Linked DNA regions of Homo sapiens: region 2 is linked to region 1. A link is an interaction called in ENCODE POLR2A ChIA-PET data of the cell type or tissue named here. Cell type or tissue: A673. All regions are shown on one strand.

Evidence for each region. ChIA-PET counts read pairs that join two places held together with the same protein. Peaks named below come from ENCODE experiments on the same cell type or tissue, not always from the same donor. Only the 100,000 strongest peaks of a DNase experiment are listed, where the experiment ranks them.
Region 2: POLR2A ChIA-PET joins it to region 1 with 7 read pairs; 2 of 35 experiments call an interaction of 5 or more read pairs at or near these places.

Annotation. Positions count from the first base shown.
Region 1 is chr16:22,349,569-22,357,568 of GRCh38, forward strand. CDR2 (cerebellar degeneration related protein 2) reads right to left here. Exons shown (of 5, transcript NM_001802.2): 3 at 133-281. Among named protein-coding and RNA genes, the nearest start is that of CDR2, 21 kb to the right of the region's middle. RefSeq lists an enhancer at 7,703-7,782. In A673, no CTCF peak of the experiment used is centred here; DNase peaks (open chromatin) are centred at 4,203 and 7,933; H3K27ac peaks cover 1,237 bases.
Region 2 is chr16:21,126,234-21,134,233 of GRCh38, forward strand. It overlaps DNAH3 (dynein axonemal heavy chain 3), which reads right to left. Exons shown (of 62, transcript NM_001347886.2): 9 at 1,454-1,579. Among named protein-coding and RNA genes, the nearest start is that of DNAH3, 21 kb to the right of the region's middle. In A673, no CTCF peak of the experiment used is centred here; no DNase peak of the experiment used is centred here; H3K27me3 peaks cover 997 bases.

The DNA.
Region 1 (8,000 bases):
CTCCATTCTCCAAAAAGAATTAAATTAAACCTTATCCCATATTGACCCAAACCCACTGCAGCCATGTTCTATTCTAGTTTATACTAAAGAACTTCCCCCTAGTCCTTCCTTGTCAGATTCTAGAAAATTTACCTCAGAATCTTTTGCTGTGAGGCCTTGCTGTCAGCAACTAGCTTTTGATTTGTTTCTTCCAGTTCCCTTGCTGTGACGTCTAATTGTTCATAAACCTTTGCATGTTGTTCGTTCATCTGCCGTAGAAGTTCCACTTGCTTCGTCAGATACTGTAAGAGAAGATCAGGACCAGGTGACACAAACAGATAAGATACCTGCTGTTTCTTGGCTGGCTGCGGTGGCTCACGCCTGTAATCCCAGCACTTTGGGAGGCCAAGACGTGTGGATCACCTGAGGTTAGGAATTCGAGACCAGCCTGACCAACATGCTGAAACCCCGTCTCCACTAAAAATACAAAAATTAGCCAGGTGTGGTGGCACACGCCTGTAATCCCAGCTACTTGGGAGGCTGAGGCAGGAAAATTGCTTGAACCTGGAAGACAGAGGTTGCAATGAGCCGAGATGGCGCCATTGCACTCCAGCCTGGGCAACAAGAATGAAACTCCATCTCAAAAAAAAAAAAAAGATACCTGCTGTTCTGCTGTTCCAACACCAATTCTCCGATTGTCAGCACCAACTCTTGTTGGGGTGGGGCTGACATAGAGTCTCCATCTCTGGGCTCACTGGCCTCCCAGCACTGCCCAGAAGCTCCTTTAGACCCATTTCAGTTTTCTCCAGGTCTTCTCTCACATCAGCATGATTGATTCAATTATTGGCCATTGGTGACTGAACTCAAGCTCCAACCCTTCCCTCTATCCAGAGGTTGTGGGGCTGGGACTGATAGATCTAACCCTCTAATCATGTGGTTGCCTTCTCTGGTGACCAGACCTCAACCTATCAGGAAATTCCAAGGGTTTTAGGAGTTCTATGCCAGAAACCAGGGACAAAGACCAAATATATAATTTTTATTATACCACAATACCATATGTTTATTTTAAGAAAAGAAGAAATTAAACTCCCTGTCTTCATAAGAAATGAGCACAGGCTGTCCTTTATATGCTTAGCTCCTCTAATGCTCACCAATACCCCAGTGCATTGTGAGGCTAATTTTCCAAAGCATATACCATGCATAAAATTAATATTCAACTAAAAAATCTAAAGTGAGACATAACAATCCCTTAAGACAAAAAACATGGAACATGTGATCAAAGTTTAAGCAAAAACATCATGTTTAACAGAAATAAAGCCTAACGTGGAGGATTTTTAAAAAAAATTATACTCTAAGTTCTAGGGTACATGTGCACAATGTGCAGGTTTGATACATAGGTATACATGTGACATGTTGGTTTGCTGCACCCATCAACTCATCATTTACATTAGGTATTTCTCCTAATGCTATCCCCACCCCGACAGGCCCCAGTGTGTGATGTTCCCCACCCTGTGCCCAAATGATCTCGTTGTTCAATTCCCACCTATGAGTGAGAACATGCAGTGTTTGGTTTTCTGTCCTTGTGATAGTTTGCTGAGAATGATGGTTTCCGGCTTCATCCATGTCCCTGCAAAGGACATGAACTCATCCTTTTTTATGGCTGCATAGTATTCCATGGTGTACATGTGCCACATTTTCTTAATCCAGTCTATCAACTGATGGACATTTGGGTTGGTTCCAAGTCTTTGCTATTGTGAATAGTGCCGCAATAAACATACGTGTGCATGCGTCTTTATAGCAGCATGATTTATGATACTTTGGGTACATACCCAGTAATGGGACTGCTGGGTCAAATGGTAATTCTAGTTCTAGATCCTTGAGGAATTGACACCCTGTCTTCCACAATGGTTGAACTAATTTACACTCCCACCAACAGTGTAAAACGTTCCTATTTCTATGTGGAGGATCTTAATTTGGAAAAAAAAATCAATCTCTTTCTCTGAATGAGGCATTCTGGACCAAAAAAAATGAAAAGTATGTTGCTTTGACGAGAAATATATTTTAGCTTAATATGCTTCAAAGACTCCTGTTATTTTTAATTTTATGAGAGTTTTATCACCATTATCCTCCTTATTCACGAGAAATTTATCAGATGATTTATTCTGGTCCTGCTAAGACTGCTTCCTAAATGGCCAAGGATAAAGGGGAATAATCCCAACCTTAATGCCGCAGTGTAAGTCACCTTGATTCCCTCCCTGCTCAGCTCTACCTGAAGACACTAAAACACAGTATATATTCCAAAGGAAAAAGTCACAGTATTTCCCTGGACAGAACCAGAAAGAGGGGAGAAATGGTTTGAAGCTTACTGATGATCAAACTGTAAAAGACTCAGAACTTGACTTTAAAAACACTCTTCTTGGCCAGGCATGGTGGCTCACACCTGTAATCCCAACACTTTGGGAGGCCAAAACAGGCAGATTGCTTAAGGCAGGCCAGGAGTTCAAGACCAGCCTGGCCAACATGACAAAAACCCACCTCTAATAAAAATACAAAAATTAGTCCGGCGTGGTGGCACGCGCCTGTAATCCCACGTACTCAGGAGGCTGAGGCATGAGAATCTTTTGAACGTGGGAGGTGAACGTTGCAGTGAACCGAGATCGTGCCACTGCACTACAGCCTGGGTGACAGAGACTGTCTCAAACACAACACAACACACTCTTCTTGAGGCTTTTTCTACAACTCTAGAAGGATTTGCAAGGCTAACAAACAATGGGCTAAATGACACTCAACGGGCCCTTAAAGTGTTGAAAAAAGCATATATGGCTTTTTTTTTTTCAAATCCATTTACATAACTCAGCAGCAAAGAGTTGAACAAACACTTAACCTAACTTCAACTTTCTCATCTGAAACTCTTGAAGTCAAAAGTGTTTTGGAAAATTCTTTAAATTTTAGAAAGACAACATGGCGCTCATACCTGACACACAGCTGACACCTTATAATACCTGTGAGGTCTGGGCAGCACCCTGTAATCAAGCATTAATATTTCTGCATCAAAAAGTATGAACTAAGACTATAAACAGCCTCACATCAGTTCAGGTAAAGATCTACTACCAAATGAATCTGTTGCAAATTTAAGGGGAAAAAAAAAATCTTGCTTTATAGAGCTTTTTGAGTTCGGAATTAGTAAGTGGATCTGTTAGTACCTACCATGTAGAACTGGCAGAATTAAATGAGAAAGGTGAGCACATGGCACGGTCTATAAAAGCCTGTGTGTAGTCTTCACTGCCTCAACTCCCACCAGCTTCTTCTGGTCCTTTGGAAATCAACCACTAATTCTCATGCGTGAAGCTTTCTCAGAACTAAAGGAGTAGGCCCTTAATCCTGCCCTCGGGCTAGTAATTCCATAGTAGGTTCTTGTCATTGATGGGAACATGTTCAATCTCTTAGGAATTGATGAGATTCCACAGGAGCGGAAAAAAGGCTTAGAATCACAAGAATATATATATAATAGCTGCAGAAATGTTTCAAGCTTCTTTATATCAAGTATAAATTATCAAGTATTCTTTAGGACTCAGAACTACCTTTAAAAAGGCTAATGCATAAGCCAGACATTAATTTATTAATATACAACAGGAACTGTTCCTGCCCAGTGACAAGAATATTCACATCCTCTATTAGGACACAGCTGCCCCACAAAGGGCATGTGAAAGGCCGATTCATGAATGAGAGTCTCTGGTAGACATGGGATCAGAGGAGTCTGATGGGAGGCAGTGGTATAGTAGCTAAGAGCACAGGCTTTGGAGTCAGAACCTGGTTTGAGGTCTTGCTTTGCTGTTTAGAACTGGGTAACCTACAGCAAGCACATTTTTCTAATGTGAGTTCTCCTCATCAACTACTTCATAAGGCTGTAAAGATAAATATGTGTGTGGGAGAGACTGGACTATGTCACCCCAAAGCATGCGTCTTTGGCATAAAAAGGTTCCTGCCTCCTCCCTCTCTACCAGGGAGAACAAAGGTTAACCACTAACAACTTTAGACCTTTATGGGCCAGAAGACAGCACCAGAGGAATCCACACTAACAAGCTTTGCTAACGGGCCTTTATCACCACTTACTTGCCTTCCCACAAGTTCTGCCCCTAGACAAAGTTCTTCCCCTTTGTCTTGTCACTTCTCTAAAAAATTACCATTCTTTGTTGAAGATACTACATAAGCTGGAATTCAAAGCCACCTCTGAGAATGACTCATCCCCTGGGTATCTCCCACACATATAAATGAAATAGATATGTTAGTAAGCTTGTTTTTCTCTTGTTAATCTGTCTTTTGTTGCAGGGGTCCTTTCCAACTAAGCACTCATGAAGGTTGAGGAAAAAAATATTTTTCCTCCCTGACATATACAAATATATAATTTACAAAAACGTTAATATATGTAGAGAGCTCAGCATGAGATCTGGCAGATGGTAAATTGCTCAATAAGGAGAAGCTACTGTCATCTTTATTTAAAGCTACAGTTTTCAAACTTTACATGTGCTAAGATTCACCTGGAAGAAGATTTATTAAAGTGTAAGAACCTGGGTCCCTTCCCCTCAAACGGCTGAGACTGGAGTAGAGCCAGGATTCTGCATTTTTAGCAACAAACCCAGGTGATATTAGTACAGGCAGTCCAGAGATCACACTTAGAGAAATGTTGATCTTGGACATGGAAAATCCTGGACGTCCCCTGCCCTGACCAATGTCCTTTTCTCTTGGGTCTAGGAGACACAGGCATTCACTGGATCAATGATGACTCTTCAGCTTAATGCTCACCGTCTCCCTGCATAGGGCTCAGCTTAGATGCAGTTATCCACTAAGATTAGGTTATATTTTAACTGTACCACAGCAGCATTCATCATCATAACGCTTCACTTTGGTATGTTCTTAACAATCATTAATTCCCTGAAATTACAAACTAGTTACCTTAACCTTGCTTGAGTGATCCTTCCTAACTTCTCAGTCCAAACAAATACTGAATTTCTACAGATGGCTAATCTTATCCACTGCATTTTAAAACTTTCTATTGTGGACCAGGTGTGGTGGCTCATGCCTGTAATCCCAGCACTTTGGGAGGCCAAGGCGGGTGGATCACTTGAGGACAGGAGTTCGAGACCAGCCTGGCCAACATGGTGAAACTCCATCTCTACTTAAAAAAAAAAAAAAAAAATTAGTTAGGCATGGTGGCACACGCCTGTAGTCCCAGCTACTTGGGAGGCTGAGGCATGAGAATCACTTGAACCCAGGAGGCAAAGGTTGCAGTGAGATAAGATCACACCATTGCACTCCAGCCTGGGCGACAGAGTGAGACTATGTCTAAAAATAAATAAATAAATAAAACTTTCTATTGTGGATAATCTCAAACATATATACATGCAGAGAAATGGTTTAATGAACTCCCACGTACCCATCAACCAGTTTCAACAATTATCAACATACAGCCAATCTTATTTCATCTCTACTCTCCTACTTTCCTCGTCCTCCAATCATTTTAAAGCTAATCCAAGGCATCTCAAGTATACATCTTCATACATTTCTAGGACGTTTTATTTTAACCACAATTCCTAAGGGAAAAAAACTCAATAATTCCTTAACATCTATTACGTTTCAGCATTAATATTTTCCCAATTGTCTCAAGTGGTTTTTCCAGCTTCATTTGTTAGCTATTGATTTTTTTAAAATTTCACACTTAGGGGAGATATCTTTGCCTTTTTTGGAGTTGCCCCACTGCAAGGCAAGTGCCTCCCTCCTCTAATGCCTTTACGATCCCCTATCCGGGGGGATGCAGTTCTCCTGGCTGCTCCACCTAAGCCAGCAGTTCTTAGCCTGGGGTCCATGGATAGACTTTAGAGGGTCTGTGAACATGGATGAATTTAAAGGGTCTGAACAGCTACATCTTCATTTTTGTTAACTTCTAAATGAAATTTGACATTTCTTTCAAGTACTAATAGATCTGTTAAAATTTATAGGAGACCACTGGTTTGGACTGAGTCCCTGCCCTAGGCCCAACAAACCAAACCAAAATGGAGTCACTTGTGCTAAAGTTCCATGTCAGCAAGCCAAAGCAAAGTTGTTCATCTGACTTCTGAGAAATTAGAAGAGATAATAGCCAAGCCCCCAAACATGCCAGTTTTAGCCAGCATAAGGGACTTCCCTCTGCTTTAACCTTTACAAATAAATTAACTTTGAAACCACCCATTTTTTGTTTTCTGTTTCTGCTTTCCTCAGCCCCTGTCTATAAAACCAACTTCCTCTGCTCAGCTCATTGAAACCCTCATTCTCTAAGAATGAGGTGTTGCCCAACTTTAGAATCTCAAATAAAAGCTAATTAAGATCTTTATACTATGTTTGTCGTAATTTTTTCTTTTGACAGAGGCAATAAACCACTAGTAGTATTAGGTTTATCTGTGACTTCATCATCAACAGAAATCACAGGTATTTTCATATTGCACTATAGTTGCAGAAATCTTGATTTACTGCCTACATTCATCACTATTTGAAATCATGGTAGTTTCTAGATCTTGTTATTAAATATGTTAATACGTATCTATATTACATCACAAATTTACTTTTTTCAATATTTGACAGGTATTTCATTCTAACAGGTTTCCTTTGTAATTCAATGAATTTTAAGAGGATTATCCTAGATCTCATTAGATAATCAAAGGGATCCATGGCACCAAAGAAAGATTATAAATTCCAGTTATCCTTCTGGCCTCATTTCAAACATAACCTCTTCAGAAGCCTTTTAAGACCACTTTGGCCAGGTGCTGTGGCTCATGGCTGTAATCCCAGCACTCTGGGAGGCCGAGGTGGGCAGATCACTTGAGGTCAGGAGTTCGAGACCAGCCTGGCCAACATGGCAAAACCCCGTCTCTACTAAAAATACAAAAATTTGCTGGGTGTGGTGGCTCATGCCTATAATCCCAGCACTTTGGGAGGCCGAGGCAGGTGGATCACCTGAGGTCAGGAGTTTGAGACCAGCCTGGCCAACATGGTGAAACCCCATCTCTACTAAAAATACAAAAATTCGCCGGGCATGATGGCAGGTGCCTGTAATCCCAGCTACTCAGGAGGCTGAGGCAGGAGAATCACTTGAACCCAGGAGGTGGAGGTTGCAGTGGGCCGAGATCACGCCACTGCACTCCAGCCTGGGGGACAAGAGCAAGACTTTGTCTAAAAAATAAAATAAAATAAATAAAAATACAAAAATTATCCAGGCAAGGTAGTGTATGCCTGTAATCCCAGCTACTCTACTGGGGAGGCTGAAGCAGGAGAATTGTTTGAACCTGCGAGGCAGAAGTTGCAGTGAGCCAAGATCATGCCACTGCACTCCAACCTCAGCAACAGAACAAGACTCCATCTCAAAAAAAAAAAAGAAAAAAAAAAAAAAAAAAGAAGACCACCTTAAAGCAGGTCTAAAGCGGCAGCATTCCCAAGGTACCCTAAATTGATTTCTCTCAAAACAATACAATAATATTCAATTTTTTGTTGTTGTTGAGATGGAGTCTCACTCTGTTGCCCAGGCTGGAGGCACGATCTCAGCTCACTGCAATCTTGGTCTCCCAGGTTCAAGTGATTCTGCTGCCTCAGCCTCCTGAGTAGCTGGGATTACAGGCTTGCACCACCACACCAGGCTAATTTTTGTATTTTTATTAGAGACTGGGTTTCACCATGTTGGCCGGGCTGGTCTTGAACTCCTGACCTCAGGAGATCCACCTGACTCGGCCTGCCAAAGTGAAGGGATTACAGGCATGAGCCACCGTGCCAGGCCAGTACTGTAGTCTTCTAAGAATGGAAGGCTCTTGTGTATCTAGTCCATTCCTGACACACAGTAGGGGACAAAAAAATACTGGCGAACTGGCAGTTTCTAGACTTTTCTTCACAACAGCTTATTGTGCTTGGCATGACTCAGACTGTGAGATGTCAAGGGGGATTTAACTGAAAGGTTTTGAGAAGGGCTTTGGCTTTAGCCCTCTTGGGAAAACAGCCTA
Region 2 (8,000 bases), 1.2 Mb before region 1:
CCCCCAGTTTCTAATTCCCAGTGGAAACCACTGGCCTTTTCATCCTATTGCATCTTTTCTCTGATCGCTAAAAAGGTACTACTCTAGCAACCAGAGAAGCACTACTACTGGTTGTAGTCATAGAGGTATGAGATTTATTGAGCAGCTATTATGTGCCAATGATAGCATCTACATTTTCTCTGCTAAAGAAAACCCATCTGCAGGTATTATTATCACTGTTTTACACAAGGGAATTTCTCTGGCTGTGGAGGTAGTCTTGCAGGCATTTGCAAAGGAAAAAGGAATTGTGTAAATGTATGAAACCCTTTTGCCTTGAAATCTTGAGGCCGTTTATCTGGACTATCTGAATATAAGTCATTCAAATGCATTCCCCTGTAACACAGCAAGGTCTAAAGCAGGGGTCCCCAACCCCTGGGCCATGGACTGGTTGTAGGAACCAGGCTGCACAGCAGGAGGTGAGCAGCAGGTGGGCGAGCCAGCTTCATCTGTATTTACAGCCGCTCCCCATGGCTTTTTTTAACCGCCTGAGCTCTGCCTCCTGTCAGATCAGCAGCGGCATTAGATTCTCACAGAAGCGTGAACCCTACTGTGAACTGCACATGCGAGGGATCCAGGTTGCACACTCCTTAGGAGAATCAAATGCCTGATGATCTGTCACTGTCTCCCATCACCTTCAGATGGGACCATCTAGTTGCAGGAAAACAAGCTCAGGGCTCCCTCTGTTTCTACATTATGGTGAGTTGTAGAATTATTTCATTATATATTACAATGTAATCATAAAAATAAGGTGCACAGTAAATGCCGTGTGCTTGAATCACCCCGAAACCATCCCACTGGCCCAGTCTGTGGAAAAACTGTCTTCCACAAAACCAGTCCCTGTGGCCAAAATGGGTGGGGACCGCTGGTCTAAAGGATTCGAGGAGGAGGAAATGGGGGTGACAGCCTCCCAGGGAATGGTGATAGGGGAATTTCAAGAAGGCAGAGGGAGACCAGGCATGGGGCAGAAAGCAGCTGGACATGAAAAAAAGAGGACACGAGGCCAGGCGCGGTGGCTCATGCCTGTAATCCCAGCACTTTGGGAGGCCGAGGCAGGCAGATCACAAGGTCAGGAGATTGAGACCAGCTTGGCTAACACAGTGAAACCCTGTCTCTACTAATAATACAAAAAAAAAAAAAAAATAGCCGGGCATGGTGGCATGCACCTGTAGTCCCAGCTACTGGGGGCGCTGAGGCAGGATAATCGCTTGAACCCGGGAGGCAGAAGTTGCAGTGAGCTGAGATCACACCACTGCACTCCAGCCTGAGTGACAGAAAGAGACTCTGTCTCAAAAAAAAAAAAGACACGAAAGGATGCCAGTGGGACAAACCCCAGGCTGGGTACCAGCTTCATTTCAGAGGGTTTTCAGTCTTTAAGATACCATGGTGCAGCCCCACTTGGAGGGCAGATACTGACTTGTTGAGAAGAGTCTGGTGTGCCTCCAGGCAGTGTTTCTGGATCACATCCCAAAATTCCTGAGGCTGCAGAGGCAATTTTCCCGCTAGTATTTCTGCTGTTCGAACAAACCTGAGGTCTCTGAATCTGCCAAAAGAGAGGGAGAAATTTCCTAAGCTAAAGAACGCTTAATAACAAATCCCGCAGGACAGGTTCCAAGGGTGTGTGTTCACGTTTCTCAATGAAAGTTAAGCAGAATCAAATGAATTACAGGATATGGGAAAGATGCTGAGGAGGATATGGGAGGCTGAGGAGGGAGGAGCTAAGTCCTAAAGAACGCTTGCAGGGAGGAGACAAATGAGGTGACCCAAGAGTGCTCCTGAGCCTTAGAGATATGCCTCACTCTGCATAACCCATCAAGAAGTGGGGCTGTGGCACCAGCTGGAGACTCAGCTGGCTGAGAACTTGGGTATCAAATGGACGAATCAATGTTCTTTACAACAGTGAAGACCCAGAGGCCAGGACCAAGCAGAACATCTTCATCATCAAATGGGATTCACCCAAGCCTCTGGGTGAGCTCTTGAAGGTAACTTTGAGGACTGCTTTGATTTAAAACAAAGAGTTTATGGATCCCAGCACTTTGGAGGCTAAGGAGAGAGGATGGCTTTGAGCTCAGGAGTTCAAGACCAGCCTGGCAATATAGTGAGACATCATCTCTCCAAAAACAAAACAAAACAAAACAAAAAAGGCCGGGCGCGGTGGCTCACACCTGTAATCCCAGCACTTTGGGAGGCTGAGGTGGGTGGATCACAAGGTCAGGAGTTCAAGACCAGCCTGGCCAAGATGCTGAAACCCCGTCTCTACTAAAAATACAAAAAAATTAGCCGGGTGTGGTGGCGGGCGCCTGTAATCCCAACCACCCGGGAGGCTGAGGCAGAGAATTGCTTGAACTCGGGAGGTGGAGCTTGCAGTGACAGGAGATCACGCCACTGCACTCCAGCCTGGGGGACAGAGCGAGACTCGTCTAAAAAAAAAAAAAATAGACGCGCTGGGTGTGGTGGTGCACACCTGTAATCCCAGCTACTTAGGAGGCTGAGGCAGGAAGATCGCTTGAACCCAGGAGGTCAAGGCTACAGTGAGCCCTGATTGCATCACTGCACTCCAGCCTGGGTGACAGAGCAACACCCTGTCTCTACAAAGAAAAAAAAAAAAAAAAAAAGCTTGTGGAGCCAAAAAAGCCTCTTTAAGCCCTCTAACTCCTGTCACTGTGAGGGTGAAGAAAGGCCAACCAGTGAGAAGAAATGAGAGTTTTCTCCACTACGAGGGGTATCCTTTTAACACCTAAGTCAGATTCTATCTGCTCCAAACCCTCCAATGACTTCCCATTTCAGAGTAAAAGCGTGCCTAGTGACTGGGGCCCACTAGGTGCTCTGCACCCTATGCCATCTCTCTTGCTCCTGTCCTGCCTGTCACCTCCCCCCCTCCCCATCTCCTCTCCTACCCACCTCCGTGACTCACAGTGTTCCAGGCACGCTCACCTCATACTGTTTCCAGGCCGTGCCCACCTGCTGCTGCTTGGGTCCTGTGCACAAGCTGTTCCCGCTGCCTCCAATACTCATCCCCTCGACTTCTATGGAGCTGACTCTTCACCTTCCAGCCTTGGCTCAAATGTCACCTTCACAGTAAAGGCTACCCATGGCTGGGTGTGTGGTTGTGCAGGATCTGCCCCTTCCAAAGGGCCAGAATGGGTGAGTGCTCTGCTTGTCAAGAAATGCACCCTGGGGCTGGGTATGGTGGCTCACTCCTGTAATCCCGGCACTTTGGGAGGCCAAGGTGGGTGGATCATTTGAGGTCAGGAGTTAAGAGACTAGCCTGGCCAACATGGTGAAACCCTATCTCTACAAAAAAAAAAAAAAAAAAAATTAGCCGGGCCTGGTGGCGGGTGTCTGTAATCCCAGCTACTCAGGAGGCTGAGGCAGGAGAATTGTTTGAACCTAGGAGGCAGAGGTTGCAGTGAGTCGAGACCGCACCACTGCACTCCAGCCTGGGCAACAGAGCAAGGCTCTGTCTCAAAAACAAAAACAAATGCACCCTGGTGTTAGGCTGCATCCATCCCATTAGTGGACAGGGGTAGCGGGGAGGTTTGTTAGATTCAAACAAGTGTTTTATGGGCAAGCAGCCCCACCCCAGCCCCACACAAACCACACTCCCTATCCCCATTACTCTGGCTAATTTTTCTTTTCATAGTACCCATCACCTTCTAACATATTATATAATTTATTTACCTAATATATTTATTGTCTGTTTTCCCCCTAGAAAAATGAACTCACTTCTGTTCTCTACTACACTAAAACAATGCTTAGCACATAACCAGGACCTGGCACCTATTTGTTAAATGAATGAATGAATGAATGACTAAATAAATGAAAAAAAAAAAAAAAAAACAAATGAACTCACAGTTTGGAAGCCAAGAGACAGAAGAGCCTTTGGACCTAATATATATTTATTTTCTATCTTATGCTTGAGTGACACCTCCTAGAACTATTGATGCTAGAGTTGTCCAGAGTATATCGGTAGGATAGAGCGGCTGGATAAGGAAGAGCGGAAACTAATAAAAAGCTCTCATCAAGCCCTCCACTTTTTTTTTTTTTTTTTTCTTGAGACAGGGTCTCACTCTGTCACCCAGGCTGGAGTGCAGTGGCGATCTTGGCTCACTGCAGCCTCAGCTTCTGAGGTTCAAGCAATTCTCCTGCCTCAGCCTCCCAAGTAGCTGGGACTACAGGCACACACCATCACGCCTGGCTAATTTTTGTATTTTTAGTAGAGACAGGGTTTCACCATGTTGGTCAGGCTGGTGTCCAACTCCTGACCTCAGGTGATCCACCCACCTCAGCCTCCCAAGGTGCTGGGATTACAGGCATGAGCCACCACGCCCAGGCTCTCATTGCTGATTTTTTTGGTTCAGTTGATAAAATTCTTCTAAATGATTTCAGTTCACTTTGGTGCTGCTGTTGCTGGCATAATCTTCCTCAGGGAACCATGAAAAGCAAGTGGTAAAAAGCCTTTCTTCTCAGTGAAGCTATAGGCTCAACAATTTGCCGTCTTTGCTACGAGATCAATTTAAACTCAGGTACATGTGATTATCTATTATCTTCTGAACTTCTTTATGAAGTTTCTGGCTATTCATCCAGCTCTAAGACTGACTTCCTCACTAGTTTCTATGTTAATTTATTTTTTTAGCTCATAAACACGCTTGTACTTAAAGCAATACCTTAATTTGTTGAGCAATTACTGTGTGCCAAGCAGCAGTCTAAGCACTTTCTTTAGCTAACAACTCCAGGAGGTAGGTATTGTTATGATGATTCCCATTTGCATGTAGAACACAGGGTCAGACTAGGCGGTGGCTCATGCCTGTAATCGCAACACTTTGGGAGGCTGAGGAAGGAGGAATTCTTAAAGCCAGGAGTTCAAGCCCAGCCTAAGCAACCTAGAGAGACCCTGTTTCTACAAAAAATGTAAAAATTAGTCAGACATGGTGGCATGCACCTATAGTCCCAGCTACTTGGGAGGCTGAGGAGAGAGCCCAGGAGTTTGAGGCTGCAGTGAACTCTAATCATGCCACTGCACCACACCCTGGGTGACAGAGCAAAAGCTTGTCTAAAACAAGAAAGCAAGCAAGAAAGCAAGAAAGAAACAGGGTCACAGAGGAAGGAAGGAAGGAAGGAAGGAAGGACAAACAGGGTCAAAGAGAAAGAAAGAAGAAAAGAAAGGAAGAAAGAAAGAAGGAAAGAAAGGAAGGAAGGAAGGAAGGAAGAAAGAAAAGAAAGAGAGATGAGAGAGAAGGAAGGAAGGAAGGAAGGAAGGAAAGAAAGAAAAAGAAAGGAAGGAAGGAAAGAAAGAAAGGCCGGACGTGGTGGCTCTTGCCTGTAATCCCAGCACTTTGGGAGGCTGAGGCAGGTGGATCACCTGAGGTCGGGAGTTCGAGACCAGCCTGACCAACATGGAGAAACCCTGTCTCTACTAAAAATACAAAAAAAAATTAGCCAGGCATGGTGGCACATGCCTGTAATCCCAGCTACTAGGGAGGCTGAGGCAGGAGAAATGTTTGAACCTGGGAGGCAGAGGTTGCGGTGAGCCAAGATCGCGCCATTGCACTCCAGCCTGGGCAACAAGAGTGAAACTCCATCTCAAAAAAAAAAAAAAAAAAAGGGGGAGAGAAAGAAAGGAAGAGAGAAAGAAAGAAAAGAAAACAGTCACAGAGGGATTAATTTCTCTCAAATTATACTATTAATTAGTAACAGAACAAGAACCAGAATTCAGATCCCATTCTATAAGTTATTACTTTATATGGTTCCACTTAGTTAGAAAATTACTTCTTTTTTCTCAATGTCCTGACTGCTGACTGGTACTTCCAATGCTTTAGAAAATTGAATTCAGTTCAAAGAAAAGAATACAGCTATTTCTTTTCACTGATGGGCTCTGTCCTACGTTGACTTCACCCCCTCAATTCCTTTTTAAAATACAAGCAAAACTAAGGATTTGAAAAACAAGTAGGTTCTCCAAGCCACAGGGCTCCCTTAAGACTGAACACGTTCAAAGCTAGAGATCCTCCCAAAGCAAAATACATGAGCTACTAATAAGTTCGGCCAATCAAAGTTAAGTAAGCATATCTGCCTCTAATTTTTCTAATACAAAACTCAGATGGGGGCAGCTCATCATTTCATTAGCCTGGCCTTTCAGTGAACTCCGGTGTCTTCATCCTCTCACCAGGATGTGTACCTTCTTGAAGGGCTCACTAAAAAAACCAGAGTCTTCCACCTCCAGGCTCACTGCAATTGATGCATAGATAAAACAAATGTCGGATAGCCATCCAATGGATTAGTATGCCGCCATAAAAAGGAAGCACTCACTACTGATACAAGCTTCAGTGTGGATGAAGACTGACAATATTGTTCATTGAAAGACACCAGACACAAAAGATCATATATTGCATGATTCCATTTCTATAAAATGTCCAGAATATGCAAATCCATAGAGACAGAAAATCACTTAGTGGTTGGGAGGAAATGGGGGAAGGTGAGAATGCGGAGTGACTGCTAATGGGTTTCTTTTTGGGGTAATGATAATACTCTTGAATTAGACAGTGGTAAGGATTAAACAAACTTGTGAATATATTAAAAACTTGCATTGTGTACTTTCAAAGGGTGAATTTTATGGAATGTGGATATCTCACTTTTTTTTAAAATGAAAGAATGAAAAAAGGTGGCTTCTGTCTCATCTGGACTCCTACAATTTTTTTTTTTTTGAGACGGAGTTTCGCAAATTTAATTATTGATAAATATACCTGAGAGATCACTGCTTGCCAGCCCTGTACTGGCACTGAGTTACATAAAGGAATAAGACCGTCCGGGCGTGGTGGCTTACACCTGTAATCCCAGAACTTTGGGGTGCCGATGTGGGTGGATTGCTTGAGCTTAGGAGTTTGAGACCAGTCTGGACAACATGGTGAAACTCCGTCTCTATCAAAAAATACAAAAAATTAGCTGGGTGTGGTGGTGTGGGTCTGTGGTCCCAACTACTCAGCTAACTTGGGAGACTGAGGTGGGAGGATTGCTTCAGCTTGGGAGGAGGAGGTTGCAGTGAATCGAGATTATGCCACTGCACTCCAGCCTGGGTGACAGGGTGAGATTCGTCTCAAAAAAAAAAAAAAAAAAGGAATAAAACCCAAGCCCGCACACACTTCATAGGCTAAAGGGAGACAAATAAGTAAATGTTCTATTATAACCAAGGGTGAGCTGGGTGCGATGGCCCATGTCTCTAATCCCAGCACTTTGGGAGGCTGAGGCTGGCAGATCACCTGAGATCGAGAGTTCGAGACCAGCCTGACCAACATGGAGAAACCCCATCTTGACTAAAGATGCAAAATTAGCCAGGCATGGTGGCGCATGCCTGTAATCCCAGCTACTCGGGAGGTTGAGACAGGAGAATCGCTTGAACCCGGGAGGCGGAGGCTGCAGTGAGCCAAGATCGCGCCATTGCACTCCAGCCTGGGTAACAAGAGCCAAACTCTGTCTCAAAAACAAAAACTGAGGGTGATGTTGTAATGGAGGTAATGCCAAATTAACAATTACTGGTGCTTAAGTTATATTAGATACTGTTCTAAGTGCTTTGGATGTAGTAAGTTATTTATTCCTCTTATCAATCCTATGAAGTGGAAACTCTTATTAACATTATCGCAAATTTAGAGGTAAAGGAAGCAAGGCACAGAAAAGTGATGCGACCACATATATGCCTGTAAAGCAGCAGAGCTAGGAGTTAGACCTGAGCAGGCTGGCTCCAAGTCTGTGCAATTAAGCAGGATATTCCAGTGCTTAGAGACAGGCACAGGGTGCCCTGGGGACACAAAGGAGGGCCACGTAAGCCTGCAAGGAAAGGTGTCACTTATAATTCACATGCATATTTGGCCTAGATTTTTTTTTCTTTCATTTCTCTATGCTGTCAGGGCTACCCCCACTGTGCACAGCAGAATAGGCTTGCTTACACGTGGATGTGGTCAAGAAAGGGAATG